Regions from separate parts of the Homo sapiens genome. Here all the other regions are linked to region 3. A link is a contact called in ENCODE Hi-C or POLR2A ChIA-PET data. All regions are on one chromosome and are shown on one strand. The core of a region is the stretch at or near the end of the contact, and the rest is flanking DNA. Distances in the headings are between cores, read along the strand shown.

Evidence for each region. Hi-C counts contacts between places; a loop is a spot of excess contacts on that map. ChIA-PET counts read pairs that join two places held with the same protein, here RNA polymerase II (POLR2A). Pooled maps may share reads with other maps.
Region 1: a loop to region 3 is called in a pooled map, with 5 times the contacts of the local background. The contact joins the enhancer-like site here to the promoter of POU2AF1 in region 3. A Hi-C loop is called at or near these places in 4 of 50 pooled maps.
Region 2: a loop to region 3 is called in a map with no recorded cell type, with 8 times the contacts of the local background. The contact joins the promoter of LINC02703 here to the promoter of POU2AF1 in region 3. A Hi-C loop is called at or near these places in 3 of 37 single-sample maps with no recorded cell type and 3 of 50 pooled maps.
Region 4: a map with no recorded cell type shows a loop between it and region 3 (9-fold over the local background). The contact joins the promoter of ATM here to the promoter of POU2AF1 in region 3. A Hi-C loop is called at or near these places in 2 of 37 single-sample maps with no recorded cell type and 7 of 50 pooled maps. POLR2A ChIA-PET finds 5 or more read pairs at or near these places in 1 of 52 experiments (activated CD4-positive, alpha-beta T cell).
Region 5: a loop to region 3 is called in a map with no recorded cell type, with 7 times the contacts of the local background. The contact joins the enhancer-like site here to the promoter of POU2AF1 in region 3. A Hi-C loop is called at or near these places in 3 of 37 single-sample maps with no recorded cell type and 2 of 50 pooled maps.

Annotation. Positions count from the first base shown.
Region 1 is chr11:108,237,543-108,241,161 of GRCh38, reverse strand. The region is part of intron 5 of ATM (ATM serine/threonine kinase); the gene reads right to left. Among named protein-coding and RNA genes, the nearest start is that of ATM, 16 kb to the right of the region's middle. Within about 2 kb of position 1,906, at least 3 of the 41 ENCODE cell types and tissues checked have a DNase peak (open chromatin) inside an H3K27ac peak, as active enhancers do.
Region 2 is chr11:115,918,245-115,921,740 of GRCh38, reverse strand. LINC02703 (long intergenic non-protein coding RNA 2703) reads right to left here and starts at 2,105. Exons shown (of 7, transcript NR_187258.1): 1 at 1,430-2,105. RefSeq lists an enhancer at 2,260-2,409.
Region 3 is chr11:111,376,973-111,380,943 of GRCh38, reverse strand. POU2AF1 (POU class 2 homeobox associating factor 1) reads left to right here and starts at 1,669. Exons shown (of 5, transcript NM_006235.3): 1 at 1,669-1,782. The coding sequence starts at 1,767. RefSeq lists enhancers at 513-732, 953-1,042, 1,693-1,742.
Region 4 is chr11:108,220,337-108,224,316 of GRCh38, reverse strand. It overlaps ATM (ATM serine/threonine kinase), which reads right to left and starts at 1,250. Exons shown (of 63, transcript NM_000051.4): 1 at 1,131-1,250. NPAT (nuclear protein, coactivator of histone transcription) reads left to right here and starts at 1,679. Exons shown (of 18, transcript NM_002519.3): 1 at 1,679-1,817. The coding sequence starts at 1,781. RefSeq lists enhancers at 364-413, 764-843, 1,154-1,313, 1,724-1,783.
Region 5 is chr11:115,221,284-115,224,976 of GRCh38, reverse strand. All of the region lies in intron 5 of CADM1 (cell adhesion molecule 1), which reads left to right. Among named protein-coding and RNA genes, the nearest start is that of CADM1-AS1, 170 kb to the left of the region's middle. RefSeq lists an enhancer at 1,629-2,437. Within about 2 kb of position 2,401, at least 6 of the 41 ENCODE cell types and tissues checked have a DNase peak (open chromatin) inside an H3K27ac peak, as active enhancers do.

The DNA.
Region 1 (3,619 bases), core at 657-3,156, 3.1 Mb after region 3:
AAGATGCAGGGACAGAAGACAGTGATACTGATGATCCTGACCTTATGTAGGCCTAAGCTCATGTGTGTGTTTGTGTCTTTGTTTTCAACAAAAAAGTTTAAAGGAAAAAATAGAGTAATAATAATTTCATTTAAAAAGCTTATAGAACAAAAGAAAAAACATCTATAAGTATATAAGGAAAAAATATTTTTGTACAGCTGTACAATGCATTTGTATTTTAAGCTAAGTGTTATTACAAAAGAGTCAAAAAGTTTAAACATTTTTAAAGTTTATAAAGTAAAAAAGTTATAGTAGCTAATGTTACTTTAGTATTGAAGAAAGAAAAACATAAATTTTTAAATTTGGTACAGAATAAGAGTTTACAAATTCTACAGTAGTATATAGTATCCCAGGCCTTTACATTACCACACATTTACATACCCAGAGCAACTTCCAGTCCTGCAAGCTCCATTCATGGTTAAGTGCCCTAGACAGGTGTACCATGTTTTATCCTTTATACTATACTTTTACTGTACCTCCTCTATGTTTATATATGTTTAGAGACACAAATACTTGCCATTGTGTTACAGCTGCCTACAGTATTCAGTATAGTAACATGCTGCACAGGTTTGTAGTGCAGGAGCAGTAATACCATATAGCTTAGGTGCGTAGTGTTATACCATCTAAGTTTGTATAAATACACCCTATGACGTTCACGCAACAAAGAAATTGCCTAATGATGTATTTCTCAGAACATATCCACATTGTTAAGAGACGCACAACTGTATATGACATGCTGGAAAAGGCTAAACCATGGAGATAGCAAAAAGATCCATGGTTCCCACAGTTTACAAGAAGGAAGAGATGAAAAGGTGAAGCACAGAGGATTTTTCTGACAGTGAAAGTATTCTGTATGATTCTGTAATAGTGAAAAATTGTTACCATTCTCTCCCAGAGGAAAAAAAAATATGACCATCTCATTAGATACAGAAAAAGATCTTTAAAAATGTCAAAACACTTGTCAAAATCCATAGCATATGTACCACCAAAAGTGAACCTTGGACTCTGGATAATAATGATGTGTCCCAGCATAGGTTTACTGATGGTAACAAATGTACCACTGGTGCAAGATGTTGACAGTAGGGCATGCTGTGTGTGTCCAGTGGACTTTCCACTCCGTTTTGCTGTAAATTTAAAATTCCTCTAAAAGATAAAAGTCAATTTAAAAAAATGGAAACCACTAGGTTTGAGAAACTGAATAATTGACAGTGTAGCTTGAGCACAGAAATTAGAAGCGCTTTAGTTAAGTTAGACAGGTAGGAAGAAGCAAAATTATGCAGCACTTTCAAGGCCTAGAAGAGGAATCCTCATTTTCTATTAGTTGTGCTAGTGAGAATGTAGAGAAACTGGAACCCTTGTGGGCTGCTGGTGAGAATGTAAAATGGCGTAGCTCCTGTGTAAAACAGGATGTTGGTTCCTTAAAAAATTAAATATAGAATTACCACATGATCTAGCAATTCTACTTCTGGGTATATAATCAAAAGACTGAAAGCAGGAAACTCAGGAGATGTATACTCATGTTCACGGCAGCATTATTCACAATAATCAGAAGGTAGAAACAACCCATGTCCACCAATGGACGAATGAATTAACAAAATGTGGCATATACACAGAACAGAATAGTGTTCAGTTTTTAATAAGGGTGAAATTCTGACAAAAGCTGTAACACTGATGAGCCTCAAAGACATTTTGGTAAGTGTAATAAGCAGGTTGCAAAAGGACAAATACTTATAGGAGTCCTCTACTTCAGGCTGCTATAACAAAGTATTATAGGTTAGGTGGCTTAGAAACCACAGAAATTTATTTCTCTCAATTTTGGAGGCTGAAAGCAGCTCAGGTGCCAGCATTGTGGGTTTCTGGTGAGGGCCCTCTTTGGGGCTGCAGACTACTGACTTTGAACTGTATCTTCACATGGCAGAAAGACAGCAAGTTAGCTCTCTGGCCTCTTTTCATAAGGGCATTAATCCCATCCATGAAGGCTGGACCCACAGGACCTAATTACCTCCTAAATCCCACACCTCCAAATACCATCCCTTTGGGAGTTAGATTTCAACATAATTGGTGGGACACAACATTCAATCCATAAAAATGAAGTACCCCAAATAGCCAAATTCATAGAGAGAGAAAGTAGAATGGTAGCTGCCAGGGGATAGGGGAGGGGAAAATGGTAAATCATTGTTTACTGAGTATAGAAAAAAAAGTTCTGGAGATGGATGGTGGAGATGATTACACAACAATATGAATGCACTTAATACTACACAACTGTACACTTAAAAAAGTTAAAATTATAAATGTTATATATATTTTACCACAATAAATCACACTGGAGGTCCTAGCCAATGTAATAAAGCACAAAAATAAAATAAAAGCCACATGGCTCAGAAAGAAAGAAAAAAAAATTACTGCTTACAGAAGACATGTTTGTCTACAAAGAAAATCCAAAAGAACATTCAAAGAAAGCTACTAGATTTAGTAAGTGATTTTAGCAAGGTCCCAAAATACAAGGTCACTATACAAAAATTAACTGGACTTCTGTATAATTTTTGTGCATTGAACAATTTGAAAATCAAAATGTTAAAAACAATGCAATTACAAACTACTGCAGTATAAATCTAACAAAACATATACAAAATCTTTATGTTTATACAATTATAAATAAATGTCAATTTGCAGCTGGGCATGTTGGCTCATGCCTATAATCCCAACACTTTGGGAGGTCAAGGGAAGGGTATCACTTGAGCCCAGGAGTTTGAGACCAGCCTAGGCAACACAGTGAGATCCTGTCTCTATTTTTTTTAATATATAAAATTAAAGAAAAAAAATTGTCAATTTACAACAAAAAATCTATATGCTGACAATTATAAAACACTAATGAAAGAAATCAAAAAAGACAAGTGGCCAGACGCGGTGGCTCAAGTCTATAAACCCAGCACTTTGGGAGGCTGAGGCAGGTGGATCACCTGAGGTCAGGAATTCGAGACCAGCCTGGCCAACATGAGGAAACCCTGTCTCTACTAAAAATACAAAAATTAGCTGGGTGTGGTGGCACATGCCTGTAATCCCAGCTACTCAGGAGGCTGAGGCAGGAGAATCGCTTGAACCTAGGAGGTGGAGGTTGCAGTGAGGTGAGATCGTGCCACTGCACTCCAGCCTGGGCAACAGAGGGAGACTCTGTCTCAAAAAAACAAACAAAGAAGCAAAAAAAAAAAAAAAAAAAAAAAAACCTAAGTAAATGGAGAGATATACAGTGTTCATGGATTGGAAAACTCCACATTGTTAAGATTTCTATTCTTCTCAAATTGTGCAACAGATTCAATGCAATTAGTATCAAAATCCCAGCAAGATCTTTTGTAGAAATCAGTAAGCTGATTCCAAAATTTATATGCAAATGCTGACTCAATCTTAGGCCATTCTTCTCATCTCACACTAAACTCTATATACAAATCTCATCCATAGTCATGGCTTCAGTCACCACCTGTACCAAATATATATTTTGAGCACAGACTTCGCTTCTTCCACAGAGTCCTCATCTAAGCAAGTTTTAAAAGGAAGCTAAGTAAAAAAATACTTTGACAAAAAA
Region 2 (3,496 bases), core at 856-3,355, 4.5 Mb before region 3:
GATGAAATCCTGGAATGACCAACCAGCAACCAAAACCATGCACATCCTGGATACCTTGCCTAAAGCTCAGCACAACAATGCAAAGCGTGTATCAGTTTCCCATGAGAAAACTAAAGCTCGCAGAGATTATGTAACTTACTCATCATCACAGAGCTAGTGAGAGACTGAGTTGGGATTGGAAGCCAGGTATAGTTGACACAATGGCCTGTTTTCTGTTTACCATCACTTATCAGAACAGTAAGAGTTAGGGGAAAGACGGGATGGAGACTGGGTGGAGATGGCATCCAGAATTGATCCAGTGCCAAGGACTAGAATCTTGTTAATTCCACTCTATGATGTGTTAGAAACAAGGGGGTGGGAGAGGACAACATAGTTGTGTTAGTTTTGTGTTGCCATTTTTTTTTTAAATCTCTGAGATGTCCCAAAATGTTGACTTTGTAAATTTGTTCAGTGAGGAGGTGGGTAAACACAAGCATTCGGAATGTGAACAGCATCATCCAGCCAGAACGCCCAGCAGGTTTGCAGAGGTAGATGTAAAACACTACAAACAGCATGCGGGAGCAACCAGCTCTCCCTGAGAGGGAAGTATAGCCTCAGCATGGAACTGGAAGCCCCCTAGAAGGCCATGGCATGCTGAGAGGGAGGAGAGGCACTCTGCCAGGCCTTCCAGCTATCCCTCGGGGCCCTCTCTTCAGGAGGGCAAGGCCGTACAGTTCACAGCACACCCATTTCAAGCCTCAGTGAGTTCAGTGAAATGCCATTTCCCCAGGTCAGCATTTTACATTACACCAGCCCAGTATCCCTGCTTGACTGCAAAGCATTAACTAGGGCCCTGCCTCAATCAAACATGCTGCCATGGTGTGACAGGATGCATTCTGTGTAACGACAGGCAGAATGTCAGAGACCTGGGGAGGAAAGCTTGCAATCTGTCCAACAGTGCAACGGGAAGCTCAGGAGTTACTGAGCACCTCGTCATTGGAAGCATCCAAGAAGACATTGGATAGGCATCTACATTGCATAGTGTACTGGAGTCACATTTGGTCTGAACTGGAATTCTGGCTCTACCATTTATTGGCTCAATTTCCTGCAGCCTCAGTTTACCCATTGGAAATGGGGGGAAATAAGGGTATCTATCTCACAGGGTTGTTGTGAGGAGAAGATCATGCATAAAAATGGCTTAGCACAGTGCTCCATAAATGAGAGAGACAATGATGAAGGTGAAGGTGCTGGCGATGGCGGTGGTGAGTATATAAAGAGGAAGAGGAGAGTGAACACATTCTTGACTCTGAAGGGAGTTTAATGAGGAGCAGTTGCAATGGGGCACTCTGTAGAACTTGCCATTTTGACAGCCCTGCTTCCATGTGGAGAGCTAAATAGAGGAGGCTCTGGGAAAGTTATCCCACAATAAAACCCACCCAGCCCTTCCTACCTTCGTTGTGAGTCAGACACATTCTCCCATGCCTAACCCTGCCTATGTTCTCTCCCAGAACTCTGGACAGAGAGATACAATTCAGCCAATTAGAGCACTGCTTAATTGCTAGCATTTTGCAAACCACTGCCTTATTGGCTAGAAGGGCAATAATATCAAAAAGACCTCCTGGTGACTTCACAGTTGGGAAAAATAGATGCTCCTAAGTCATCCCTTCTACCCTCCTCTAAGTAACAAACACCTTTCTCCCCTGGGGAAATTTCTTCTTTCATTTGCTGTAAAGTGACTTCTGCTGAAGTGTGTGTTTTTGAAGTGGAAAATTGAAAGCACATGATTCATTCCAAAAGCAAACTGTTAGTTCACAGCTGAGAAATCACTTTGCTATTGGTCCAAAGAGTTGCTTCTCAGGTTTGAGGGGGGCAAATTTGTAACTCCACTTTCACCCTCTCCGACTACAGAACCACTCCATTGACAGACCAAGAGCCAGAGAAATGAAGATCGAAATAGCACCTTTATTCCTGATAATGTTAAATTAGAGGGGGTGGCTTGTGTCAGACCAGAATGACCTGCTACTCTACCCCTGAGCTGATCTGATCCCCCAAAACTTCAGGCTTCCCCAGTCGGGGCAGAGCCAGCCCCACGAATCTTACCACATGGCTGACAGCAGAGCTTGTGTGTTCTCCCAGGGCAGGCATATACCAAAAGAGAGGGAGAGGGAGGGGAAGAGAGTGAGTCATACATAAACTCAAGTGACAAATCACTCCTAGCTGGGTCAAAAAGGGAGTAGAGAGGGGCCAAGTGTGTGGGGTCAGGGAAGTCCCTCTATATGAAAACTAGAGAAGGAAGGGGATAAAAATTCCCCAGATTTTTGTTATCTTAACCAGCTGGGCTTAATGTTTAACCCCTGGACAACCAGGTATGTGGTCATCTGGCTCCAGGAGGGGATGAGCTAACTATCTGAGCAGGAGGTCGCTCCCCCAGCATCAACTTCTGTTCCTTCCTGTGCCTTCCTGGGACCATCCTAAGACACTGTTGATTTCACTTCCATAAGCCTCTGAGATGAGCCAGAACAGTGTGTTAATAAAATCCAGTCCAAGGCTATGTTGTGTCTAAGACTGCAAGTTCAGAGCCTGTTCTATTTCCAATCCAAATTGATGTCCAGCCACATGGACCACTAACCTCATCAGAGGTTCTGTAATGAGGTTTAATAGCAGAGTGAAGATACTTCAATAATAAAATGCATAAAGAGCTAATAAAAAATGCATAAAGATTTCTTCAATAATAAATGGGAAAATAAGATGTCCCAAATTTGGATATAAACCCTTCCCATTATCAAATTCCTAGGGAAAAATTTAGAGATTAAAATCCCAAAGAGATTAAAGTCCAAAATCAAAGTATTTAGCCCTTGCGAATTAAAGCCCAAAGAAAGTCCAAATTGCCCAAGTTACATTTAAGTTTAAAGCAGTGGAGATCCTCCCCAGTTCCCTACTCTGCTCAGTCTCAGGCAGCAGCACTCTTGGTGTCTGAGCAGAGGGAGGAACTCCGTGAGCAGCTGGATCCTGAGTTGGCTTCCACTGGGGTGTATGTGTGTACCTCCTCAGAACCTCAGAAATGAGATCATTCAACTCCAAGCCTCTCATGCACTCCCTTTTTTAACAGCCCAAATAATTAATAGCACATTAAAGCTTATCAAAGCTCTCTCCTGACACCAATAAAATTTAGAAAACCAGGCATTCTGAAGCCCCTACAGCAGTTGTCCCAGGCAAAATTATGTGCCCAGCCCCAGTGCTCAGTTTTGCCAGAGACCATAGCAGAGCATCCTGGTACCTGAGGGAAGCAGGAAGCCAGAGATGGTCCCGGTCCAGCCCTAACAGGTTCCCATCAGTGCCTGCCAGTATCCCAGAGTCCATGACCTTTACCCATCAATCACAGGGTTATTCCTGGCACTGTTTTATTAATGCCCTGTTTCTCCCTCCATGGAGAACACCACCATATCCCCACATGCCTGGACTCTCCTCTGCTGGAATTGGCCTCTCCCTGCTGGCACCTCCCAGGCCAGGGCTCAGC
Region 3 (3,971 bases), core at 420-2,919:
TGTGCCTCTGTTTCTCATGGAAACTCCTTGGCGCAGCCCAAGGCCTTGAGATGCTGCCCCCTGCCAGGCCAGGGTGTGGGCTGCCAGCCACCACAGCATGGGGGCCTCCACTGTCCTGAACTTCAGAGGCTTTGCGGGGAGGGCTTATAGGCAGCCAGGAGACAGCCTTCTCTGGCTTTTAAGTGAATCATTTATAAAATGTTGACAGCATTTCTCCTCAAGACCTGCCCTCAAATCAGCAACCGATTAGAGACAGTAATTCATAACTTTATCAGATGAATTTTTATTGGGGGTCACTATGCTCCAGGTCTTGTGTGGGGCACTGGAGAGGCAAAGATGAAACCTCCTTGAGAAACTGTCAGAGTCATGTGACAATTCACCATCACATAATGAACAAAGTGCTCTAAGATCTGAGAAGACGAACAAGTATTCTCTGGGCTGGGGGTTTGTCCTTCCGGCAAGAGAGGACGGCAAGGTCAAAGGCAGGGAATTGCATGGGTGTTTGGTGGTGCTTAGAGGGCACTGGGACCAGTGGTAGGAGGGCAGTTGGTGGTGAGGCTGGAAAGGAAGGCAACGGCTCGATTGTGGGAGGCCTTCTAGGCCTCCAGCTCTGTGGCTGAAGGGAGAAGGTGAATGCTTTGTAGGCTAGGGGATAGCATGATCAGGTCTAGGTGGTGCAAGATGGCTCTGAGGCAGTATGGATGGCAGAGCAGCAAGGCCCCACACCTGCTCTAGGGGGTGTGCCAAGGGGTCTTGACCCCAAACTGACTGAGTCCCTGGAGCCTGAGCATGTGGACCTCAGATATGCAGTGGCAGAAGGCTTCCAAACTGTGAAGGAACCGGTAGCCAACACCATCTACACTTCCAGATGGTGAGCCCATGACTTACTTAAAGAAGCTTCCTGTTATCAGTGGGTGGGCACTCGCAAAGAGGCTCTGTTCATCTTGTGCCTACAAGCCCAGATCCAGTCAAAGAGCACGGGCATGTTCTCCTTCCTTCCTTGAGGGTTGGCCTCTTTTTCCGTGGGCATAGCCGACATCAGAGCCAGCGCCCCCATATTTCAGCATGATTAAGCCTTGCCATTTTGGGGGTGGCTGGGGGCGAGGGGAGGGGCTACTGTGTTTCAAAATGGAATAAACAGAAAAGCAATATTGAAAGAATGAGGAGGTTGTTTACTGAGGCTTGAAGAGATGACAGGTGTTTCCTCCCAGTTGAGAACCAGTGACCCCTGGGAATCGCATTTCCCGCTGAGCAGGCGCCCATGGCGGGCTGAGTCCTGCCCATGCCCTGGTGGCCTGGAAGCCTGCATGGGCGCCGTGCAAAGATCAACGTTTTCCAGAGGAGCTTTTGGGCTCATCACTGGCCTGGGGAGGGCTTGACACGGGGTTCCCACAGCTTGCCCCACACCACCTTCACACCCACACACAGCAGGTCCCCGCGGGGCCGGTGCAGGCTGTGGCTGCCCGCGCTGCGCTGTTGCTCTGTCCCAGCTGGCTAGCTCCGAGTGTGGAGCGCTCTGGGCCGGGGCCGCTGGGGCGCGCACAGTGGGGTGACAGGCGGCCTGGCTGCAGAAACGTTGCACCGGTGCCTGAGGTGGGAGGATGTGATGACGCGGCCCACGCAGCGGGAACCCAGGCCTTTAAAAAGCCCAGGAAACAGCCTCAGCTCAAGCGGTGGCTCCACTGGAGGAAAACACACCCCGGTCTCACATTAAAGAAGCCAAACTGTCGGCTTCAAAGAGAAAAGGCAACATCCTGTCACAGGCCATGCTCTGGCAAAAACGTAAGTGGTTTGGCTGTGGCTGTCAGACCCAAGCGAGTGCCAGCGGGGCAGGGCGATCACAGCTTGGTCTGGAATTGGGGAGCTGGTGGTGGAGGTGATGGGGCCACGGGGGGAGGGGGTCTGGGTTCCAAGCCCCGGAGCAGGGAGGGGGGAGGTGGGCGGGATGGAGCCTGGTGGAGAAACCAGCCTGTCAGAGGTGATGCTGATTTTCCAGGCTGGAGGGGAACGAACTAGTGTTCCAAGGTGGGACGGCTCAGGGTACCTCCGCTTCTGTGCATGAATCACTGTGGTGAAGAAAGGGCAGTTTATGATTCACACAACAAAAGCCAGATGTGGGATGGGTTTGGGGTTGGGAGGGAAAAGCCATGCAGTTCTTTACAGGAGGGGCTTTATTTCCATAAGCAGTGGCTCTTCAGCCTTCTGTTGAATTCCCTGGGCCTGTTTCTAGCTGAGTGACTTAGCTTTCTGCCAGGTGTGACTTGTCCCTGTGGATACCCTGGGAGGAGTGGAGATCTGGCTCGGTGAAGCGTGTCCTCACTTGCTCCACTGTCTTGCCTTTCGTCATTCTTTTTCCCCTTCTGTGACAAGGCTTGTCCATCCCACTGCAAAGGATGCAGTGGGTTTATCTTTGGCCTTGATTTTTATCCCCGGAGTTGGATGAAACAATTGTGAACTTTATTTTCCTTTATGTGGACCAAACAGCGACTTACCTTACTAATAACTGAAATAATACAGATTATTTACAACATTCTTTTCACGAGGTAAACAGCGTCAACTCATCAGCTTCTGAGAGTTGAACCTTATTGGGGCTAGTTCTATACTTCCTCAAGCAAGAAGAATGACCAAAAATTGCTCTGTCTTTCTCTTAAAGATTCTTGGTTCCTTAAAATTCGTTTTAATTAATTTTAGTATGCTGTGCCTCAAGCAAGCTTAATATAAGAGAATCTAGATTTACAGAAGAAGATATATTAGGGAATGTTTTTATTTTATGGAAAGATACTTGATTGGATCCACTAAAGTTCGGAAAATATAACTTCATTGATTAAAATGTGACACTGTCATCACCAATTTATTGTTTGCTTTATGTCTTATGTAAATTTCTCTGGAATTAAGCTGATTAACCAGTAACACAGAAGAGTGATTTCAAAATTTCTCAGGTTGTGAAGACCCACCATTGTTTGATATCAAAAGGTCAATTTTTTAAAAAAATAAAGAGAAATGAGCTTTAATTTGGGTTTGAGAGTTATGGACTCCTTCCAAGATAACTAGGAATATTCAAGAATTGTTGGCACGCCACTCTTCCCAACAGGCGATGGAGCAGCGGCAGCCTATCCTTTCTGGGACAATGGCAGCTGACCCTGTTGTGAGTGCTGTGTGGATGAGAGCAGGTGGGCATTCATCTTTTTACTGGGGGCCCCTAAGCATCTGTGTGCCCTTTCACTCAGGGCTGAATCATTTGATTTTTGTGTGAGCCCCTGGAAGGAGTTTTGCCTCAGCTCCTACCTTCTATGAGCAAGCCACTTTCCTTTTTCTCAATCCTTAGGTTTTTTGTATGTTAAGTGGGGGTAAAAATCATATCCACACTGAGGATCTATCCTTAGTAAGTGAGGTGCCACCGAAGTCATGTTCATTGCTCTGTCTGCATCAGCCTCTGAGATATGAGTTGCTTCCCTGCATTCACCATCTGCCATATTCTCCCCTCTTGGTTCTGTAGTACATTTTTTCATTTCTAATTCCTTCTAAGAGATGAACAGACTTTTTTTGTTTGTTTGTTTGTTTTTTGAGACAGAGTGTTGCTCTGTTGCCCAGGCTGGAGTGCAGTGGCGCGATCTCGGCTCACTGCAACCTCTGCCTCCTGGGTTCAAGTGATTCTCTCGCCTCACCCTCCCTAGTAGCTGGGACTACAGGTGCCCGCCACCACACCCAGCTGTTTTTTTTTTTTTTGTATTTTTAGTAGAGATGGTGTTTTACTATGTTGTTCAGCCTGGTCTCGAACTCCTGGACTCAAGTGATCCACCCGCTTTGACCTCCCAAACAGGTGTGAGTCACTGCACCTGTCCCCCAAATTTTTTAAAGGGGATGCTGGAGGGCATGCTTCCTGCTCACACCCTGGAGACCAGTCAGATAGATCAAAACTCCATTGTAAGGGAGACCACATTGTAAGCTCATCAATGGAATAACTGGGGTGA
Region 4 (3,980 bases), core at 1-2,500, 3.2 Mb after region 3:
AACTCTGCCCTTGGCATGCCATTCTTTTCTAGTGCTAAGGAGTGTGGCCTCTGTAGTCAGATTGTATTAGTTCAAATCCTGGTTCAGCCACTTACAAACTGTATAATCTAGAGCAAGTTCACTAATCTCTTCAAACCTCAGTTTCTCAATGATAAAAGGAAAAACAATACTAGTACCTACCTCTATGAGTCCCTTTAAGGACCCATATACATGCTTACAGTGCCTGAAACACAGCAAATGTTAGCAATGATCATATTAACTTCCGTTATGACTGTTTCGAAAGTCTCCTGATATCTCTTCTTCCGCTCATACCTCAAAAACAGCTTTGTTTTCTTGGTCTCATCCATTCCTATGACTTCAGCAGCTGAAAACCCACAAAATATATTTCATTCAATGCCAGGCCTCACGCTGGAGCTTCAGGGTCCTTCTACACTTTGTGCCTTTACACGCATTTTTCCTTCCATCTGGAAGGCTTCTACCATCTGCCAAGGTAACACTGCGAGGTCTCACCACAAACTGAATTGATAGTCTCAGGCTGAGTTTGCAGAGAACCAAAGTCACTCCTCTACCATCAGAGTACTCCCCTATCACCACATACATTATCATCCACTGTAGTTGTCTTATCTGTACCTGGTAAATACAGCAGCTAACGCTCACGAGTGCTCACCACAGGTCAAGATTATCTCACTTATCTTCACAAGACAGTAGAGAGCGGCCACACGACTGACAGAATTCCAATTCCAGCCGTATGATTCCAGAGCCCAAGCTCTTAACCGCGAGGCTGAAGTTGAAATATCAATAAATGCTCGCTGACTAAAAGTACTAAATACGAGAGAGAGATCAAAAGATGACTAGTCAAGTCGCGTAGTTAAATCTGAACCCTAAGGTGACACAAAAAGAGGATGCGCAGGAGGCAGGGTTCAATTCAGGGCGTTTAAAAGGAGGAGGTTATTGGCCAAGTCCGCTAAGCACCCGGAGAGAGGCCAGGAAAGATGGAGTGAGGAGAGGGAGGAGTCAAGGGCCACTCTGGAGGGGTGCATGAGATTGGCGGTCTGGGGAGAGGACAGACTGGGTCGCACACGACTGAATTTCCCAGCGCAGAAGCCGCTGCGTTGCCTCCGCGCCCCTACCACTGCACTCGGAAGGTCAAAGTAGTATCAACCGCGGCGGTGGCTGCAGCGCAGATCCCGACTCCTCTCGCCTCCTCCCGCGGCCACGGCTTCTTTTCTCCGTTAGCCACGCAGCTACCTACTCCCGCTTCCGGTTCAAACCCTGCGTGACTGCCCAGCGCCCACTTCTGGAGGAAGAAGCAACGCCAAGCAGCCGCAGAGCACGGTATGCCCATGCGCATCCAGTATCACGCGGTCTCCGCGCTCAAAACACTGCCCCAAAACATTCGGCCCGTCGGAGCAAACGCGCCTGCGCCATGTCCACCAATGGCCAGCGACTTAGCGTTTGCGGCTCGCCCTTCGGCTCGGGCTCCGGGGCTCTCACCCACCCTCTTCGCCCTCGTCGTCCTCCCCGCCCTCCTCATCCCCGCCCCTCCAAGTCTGAGGACGGAAGTGACGACAGTTCCGAAGGCGAACGGAGGCGGGTTTCATTTCGGCGCCTTTCTTTCTCTGGCGGAAGCGATTGGCTGCCGTGAAGCGAAAGAGGCGGGACAAATTGCCGCGAGTTCAGTGCCGCCACTGGAACCAGGAGATGCGGCGCAGGAGCTGTCGCTGTGTTTGCTTTAACCTGAGTCTTGTTCCTTATTGTGGTTCCTGCTGTGGTTTTGATCATGTTGTTACCCTCGGACGTAGCCCGGCTTGTATTGGGTAAGCGCGGACGCGGGATGGAGGGTTATTGGACCCGGCTATGCTGGACAGAAGGACCTTTGAGGCCAAAGGTTTTCCCTTGGTAGGGAAGCTTTGGGGTTTTGCCTCCCAGCTTACGAGTTGAGACTGGCGGTGATTCTTCGTCATTCGGAGGTTCTGGGCAGTTTAAGCCTCTTTGTATGTAGATGCTCCTCTCTTCAGAGGCTGCGTGGCGAGGGGAAGCCCGAGGGGAAGCTCGGGGTGGAACACCTGGGGCGGATTCGGAAGGAAAGTCAGGCCTCCACACTTAATTAGGACCCCTGAAAGAGCATTTGTCTGCATGACGGACGGATTGCGTGTGCTTCAACCTTGGGCGCAATTTCCTTGGTTCAGTGTTGGGACCAAAATAGGGCAAATAGGGAGTTCCCCGGCCCCCCATCTTTGTAGAGAGACCTTCCTGGCGCCCTTCTAATAACCCGCCCTTATAACTACGAATTTGGGAGTAGGGGTGATCTTCCTTCTCCATCCTCCACGCAATACGTCGTCCAGTGTAGAGGTGTGAAATGCCAGTTGCATATTTTAAAACAGCAATTCCTGTTCCTTTGATCAGCGAAAAATTTCAGAGGGTTAATTGCCTTAAATTAGTTGAACGTTTTCTAGCCCTAGTTTTACCTTCATTTGAGGAGGGATTGTTTGTGGGTCACTTGTCTGTCAGGGTGTATTGTCTGTGTGAGAGACGGGTTTTGTTGTTGTTTGTCCCCTGAAAGAATAAAGAGGATTGTACTACAGGGGACGAGAGCCAGGTAAAGCTCAAAACCCGAGCCAGTAATTTACGGACGTCGTATGCGACGTCCCTAAAAGTAAATGGCAAGCATCTGTGATGAAACCTCCCATAGTATTCACAGCCATTACTACTATTATTTTATTGTTCGGAAAACCCATTTGTCTTGTGCCTCTTTTAAATGCCCAGCGCTGTCCACAAAAATGTTATTTGCGCAGGGCTCTTGATAAGCACATTTTGCAGGAAACGTTAAACGGAAATGGTTCCACCATCCATTTTTGAAGAAACTTAATGACAAGTTTAATGTTTTGTTAATGTCTGATTAATCTTTTGCTTAAGAATTCTGAGTTTTGGCAGTTTGGTAATCTAGTTGAGTTTCGGTAACTATAGTCTTAAACATGGTTTCTCAGCCTCAGTACTGTTAACATTTTGGGCCTCATAATTCTTTATTGTGGGGAGCTATCCTGTGCTCAAACATTGTAGGATGTTTAGCAGCATTCCTGGCTTCTATTCACTAGATTACAGTAGGACACCCGTTCCCCACCCTACCCTTACCCAGTTGTGATCAGTGAAAATGTCTCTAGATATTGCTAGTATGTCCCCTGGAGGGCAGAATCACCCCTAGTTAAGAAAGCCCTAAGAAAGCAGTATCATTTTCTAATTGAAATAATTCACATCGATGTGTGAGTATTCTTTCTCCACAAACCAGCTACTCTGCTGACTTCCTGCTTTTCATTTAATGGACAAAAAACGCCAGCCATGGTTTTCTTATCTTAAAAATCTTTGTCATTCACATTCCATTTTCACTGCCACCAATCCCGCAATGTGCCTGCCATTACTTCTCTTTTGGACTTCTGTCATGGCTTCCCAGACAGTTGTCCTCGCAATTCATTTTATTTACTGTTGTTACAAATCTCCCTGAAGCTTTCACACTATACCTTTTAGTCTGAAAGTTGAGATAATTCTATTCTTACTAAAAATTTCAGATGGGCAGGAGTATACAATACAAAAAAGCCTCCCCATGCCTAATGCTCTTACTTTTGTCGTTTATCATTTTACATCTTAAATAGATACATATCGTGTATATCTTTCTCATATGAGGTTTATTATTTACTCATGATTCTTTTCCTATCAGTACCCCCTCGCCATCTTCAGCTCCTCTTGTTATTGGTCCCTTCATAATGTTTTTTTTCTAGCAAATCTTTGGGTGCCTAGTATGTTCCAAACACTGTGCCAATTGCTGAACATAGAGAAGTTAAGTTTTCTCCCCTTAGTGTTCAGATAATTAGGTTTTTTTTAAATTCTTAAACATACACACAAAAAAACACTTTTCTGGACCCCACTAGACATTAGACACCCATTAAACAGAACATTCTGTCTTATGTTCTGTGTCACCCTTTCAC
Region 5 (3,693 bases), core at 1,152-3,651, 3.8 Mb before region 3:
AGCTGTATGACCCTAAAATCTTTCAGTGCATTTTTTTCTTGCGAATGTCTGTACAGGTGGTGGTGCCCAAATTTACAACATGGTTGATTATAGCAGAGTGTGATACAATTGTAGCACGGTTAGTAGAGCTTCAGATCTGAGGGAATGTACTCTTGTCAAATAAAAGCCTGTTTAAATGGGAACAGTTCACTGTCTGAGCGTTAAGAGAAAACTGTCTAAATAGCATCAAGGTGGCAACACATAGCGACATAAGCTGGGAATTCAAAGAAAAGCTGTGACCCTCAGTATGGAATTCAGATTGCTTTGCACAAGGGAGGAAAGCCTTCCTCTGGACTGGGGTGAATATGAAGCTCTTGAATTACTGCTGTGTGGCTTCTGCTTTCACCCATCATAGCCTTGCTCTTTAAAATGTTTGGCAAAAATCCTCATTTTTTGAGGGTTTTGTGTTTGTGCATATTTTAAAAAAAGAAAGAAAACTCAGAGATGAGTTTTGAAAAGAAGAATGAAAACAAAGACTCTAGAAATGGGTGCTTGAATGCCATGCCTGCTCTGATTATCATCTGACAGTTAATTGTATACGTGGGCATCATTTTCAAAATGAGTTTTATTGACTGAATGTAGCTAGGTATTTTATAAATCCATAGCCCTGTTCATCCAAGGTCCAGAGAAGGGTAGATTTTTTTTTTTCTTTCATTCCCTCAACTGGAGGAAAATTGGGCATTGAGGAGATGATCAAAACCTGTTCTTTATCTGTGCCAAAATAAATGTTTCTCTGGTATCGATAGTGCCCTGCATTGAAGGAGAGAGGAAAACCTGGAAATCAGAAAATCTTTCCTATTTGGAGTGGAGGATAACACTTAGTTCCCAAGAGCAGCTTCTATGTCAAATCCTCTCCCTCATCAATTCTGTTTCCAGGTTGTATTCTTCAGAGCATAATAGCTGGCGTTTTCAGATTTGGCCTGTTTCTCTCTGATCTCCAGTCTCTCTCTCTCTCTCTCTCTCTTTTTTTTTTTTTTTTAAACGGAATACGCTCTTCCTCCCACTCTCCCTTTTATTTTTTTTTTAAAGCAGTGAATTGAGTTTCAGGGAGGTTATTTTAGTATTTATGATTCCTTATGAGAAATAATCAAGGAATGAAGAACCCCGATTGAAGCTAATTTTTTAACCTATTATTTCTTTGTGTTAACACAGAGTAGTGTTGGTTCCAAGTTCCTGATATTATAAGGACTATAGATTGTTAGTGATACAATCTGCAGTACCAAAAGTGTCAAGAGGCTGAGTAACCAGTATTCAAAATACAAAGAGTGAGTGTTGGGCAAATACATCGTGAGCAAGACTGGAATAACCCTTAAGGGAAAAGCCTTTGCCTTTATACCTGCCTTCTGAATGCATACCCTGCAGAAAGAGGCCTGTTTTACTAAGAACCACCTCCTCTCATCTCACTGACCTTAATGTATTTGTAAAAGATGTGTCTGTGTGGCTGTGGACATTGAATACTTACATAGTGAAACCAGTCTTCTAATGCACATACTTCACTTAATGGTTTTTAACTCAAGGTTAAATTTTGATTGTGTGGAAGGTTAAATAGTTGTGAAGCTGGCATCTAAAAATCTAAAAGGAATGGTCAAACAACATCCTTTCTGATTTCCTGTAAGACACCACTTAGAGACACATCGGAAGTGCTAAATAAATGTATGGTGAAGTGGAAATATGTAAAGCAGAACACCTGGGCTGAACCTCTGATTTGGGCGGCTGGATTGACCTTCCAAAAGAAAAACAAAATTATATTCTGTGATGAGGACTAACGGGAACTCGTGATCTGATTTTATTTATTTTTTAATCAGTAGTAAAGGTGGAAGGAGAAGTCCATGCCCCAATGTTTCTTCACTTTCTCATTCACTTATTCCTTCATTCATTCATCCAGCAACTATGTCTTGAATGCTTACTGTGTGCCAGTCCCTGGCACCGTTCTAGTTACCAAGACTTCAAGAAACAGAACAAAACAAAACAAAAAAACCCCTCTCTTGTTACAGAGGGAAGATTCTTGTACAGAAAATCTTGCTATAGGGATTTTCTTGCCCAGTGTTTGCTTACAAATGATGAGAATTGCTTCCAAGACATGGAAGAATATTCTGTGAGTATGTACCCCCATTTAAAAAGCAGTGGGAACAAAGCTTTCTGCCACCACACCATGGGATCAAATTTGATTCTTTTTTGTAAACAGTAATTCTAATACCCACAAACCTACCTGAAAGTTGCAGCAAGAGAAGACTGCATTCTACTGTGGTATTGGTCTTACGTCAGTCCCACCAGATTTGACTCATCCCACTCACAATCGTTCAGCCCTCTTCAGGAAGCCCAGTTTCAGTACTATGAGTCATAACAACAGATGTAACAGCAGGAGGTTCTTCACCTTGCAAACAAACAAAATAAACGGCAGTGAAAATTATTCATGAATGTATTATGACAATAGAAAGCAAATATTTTGCAAGATGTTCTCTTTAACTCCTCTGAGAGCTCTGTGTGACTCCGTTCATTCACCAATCCCAGTCACCTGGCATTGCTAGACATTGCCCTCCTTTAGTTGCAAAGCTGTCCTCCCCCAACAATTTAGACAGCCATATTGTAGGGGTTGATTCTTGCTTTGAGCTCAAACAGCTTCTAACACTCACCAAATCTCAGGTTAATCTTTGCATTGTCGTTCTACTCCAAACTCCAATAATCCTCCATGATTGACAAAGACTCTTCAGTCAATGCTTCCTCACTTGAATGCACAGGGGCTGACCCAGACCCGCTACCCAGACATTCTGATATCATCTGTGCTCATGCTGCCCTTGAGTTCTCCCTGGTAGGACTTGAAACAATTAGCACTTGATCCACAAGCATCAAATCCCCATACTCCTTGGTGTTTCAGAATATTGGGTGAAATCTAAGTAAGAAACATGAAGAAGAGCCTGTGTCCCAAATGCAGTTGCAGAAACAGATTTGCACTCAAGCCCCTGGACCTAGTTGCATTGAGCACATCAAAGAAAATATGACACCTGCATTTCCTGATTTAGAAATTCTTAGGAAGAGAGGGAAGGTTGTGGGGACTCCAGGGATAATAGGTCTCCCGCTGGCATGTCTCCTGCCAGGGTATGAGGATGCCTTTTCCACTGACTCAGCTCTGCTCCTCTCTGCTACCCTGGAAGGGTGACATCCCAGTCATGAAGAAACTGCAAAGTACCTTTTTCTAAATAAAGGAATGCAAAGACCTGATACGTTAGTGTTTGGACCTACAGAGGAGACTGTGTCTTTTCATTTACATAGGAAACTGAAATACAGGTTCAGAATCTTGAGTTTCATCTTCTGAAAAGATCACAGAATGTGGTGCAAGGTCAGACTGGCATGAAATCAATTGTAATCTGCCAGCAACCCATTCCAACCTCTTTAAGAGTTTCCTTTTATATATTTTTTCCCTTTATAGAGAGAGCAAAGTACATTTAAAGAAAGTCTCATCAAATCAGAATGTCTTTCTAATATTATTTTTTTAATTGGTTGCTACTGTAGTGTGACCTAAAGCCTCCTGGTGTTTAACCCTCTGTGCAACTTTGACTAATGAACAAATTTGTCTGCTATAGCAGTCTTGCTAAATGTCTTTTACAGGGTTTAAAAAAATTCACAGTGTATTATGAAAACCTCAGATCCCTCGAC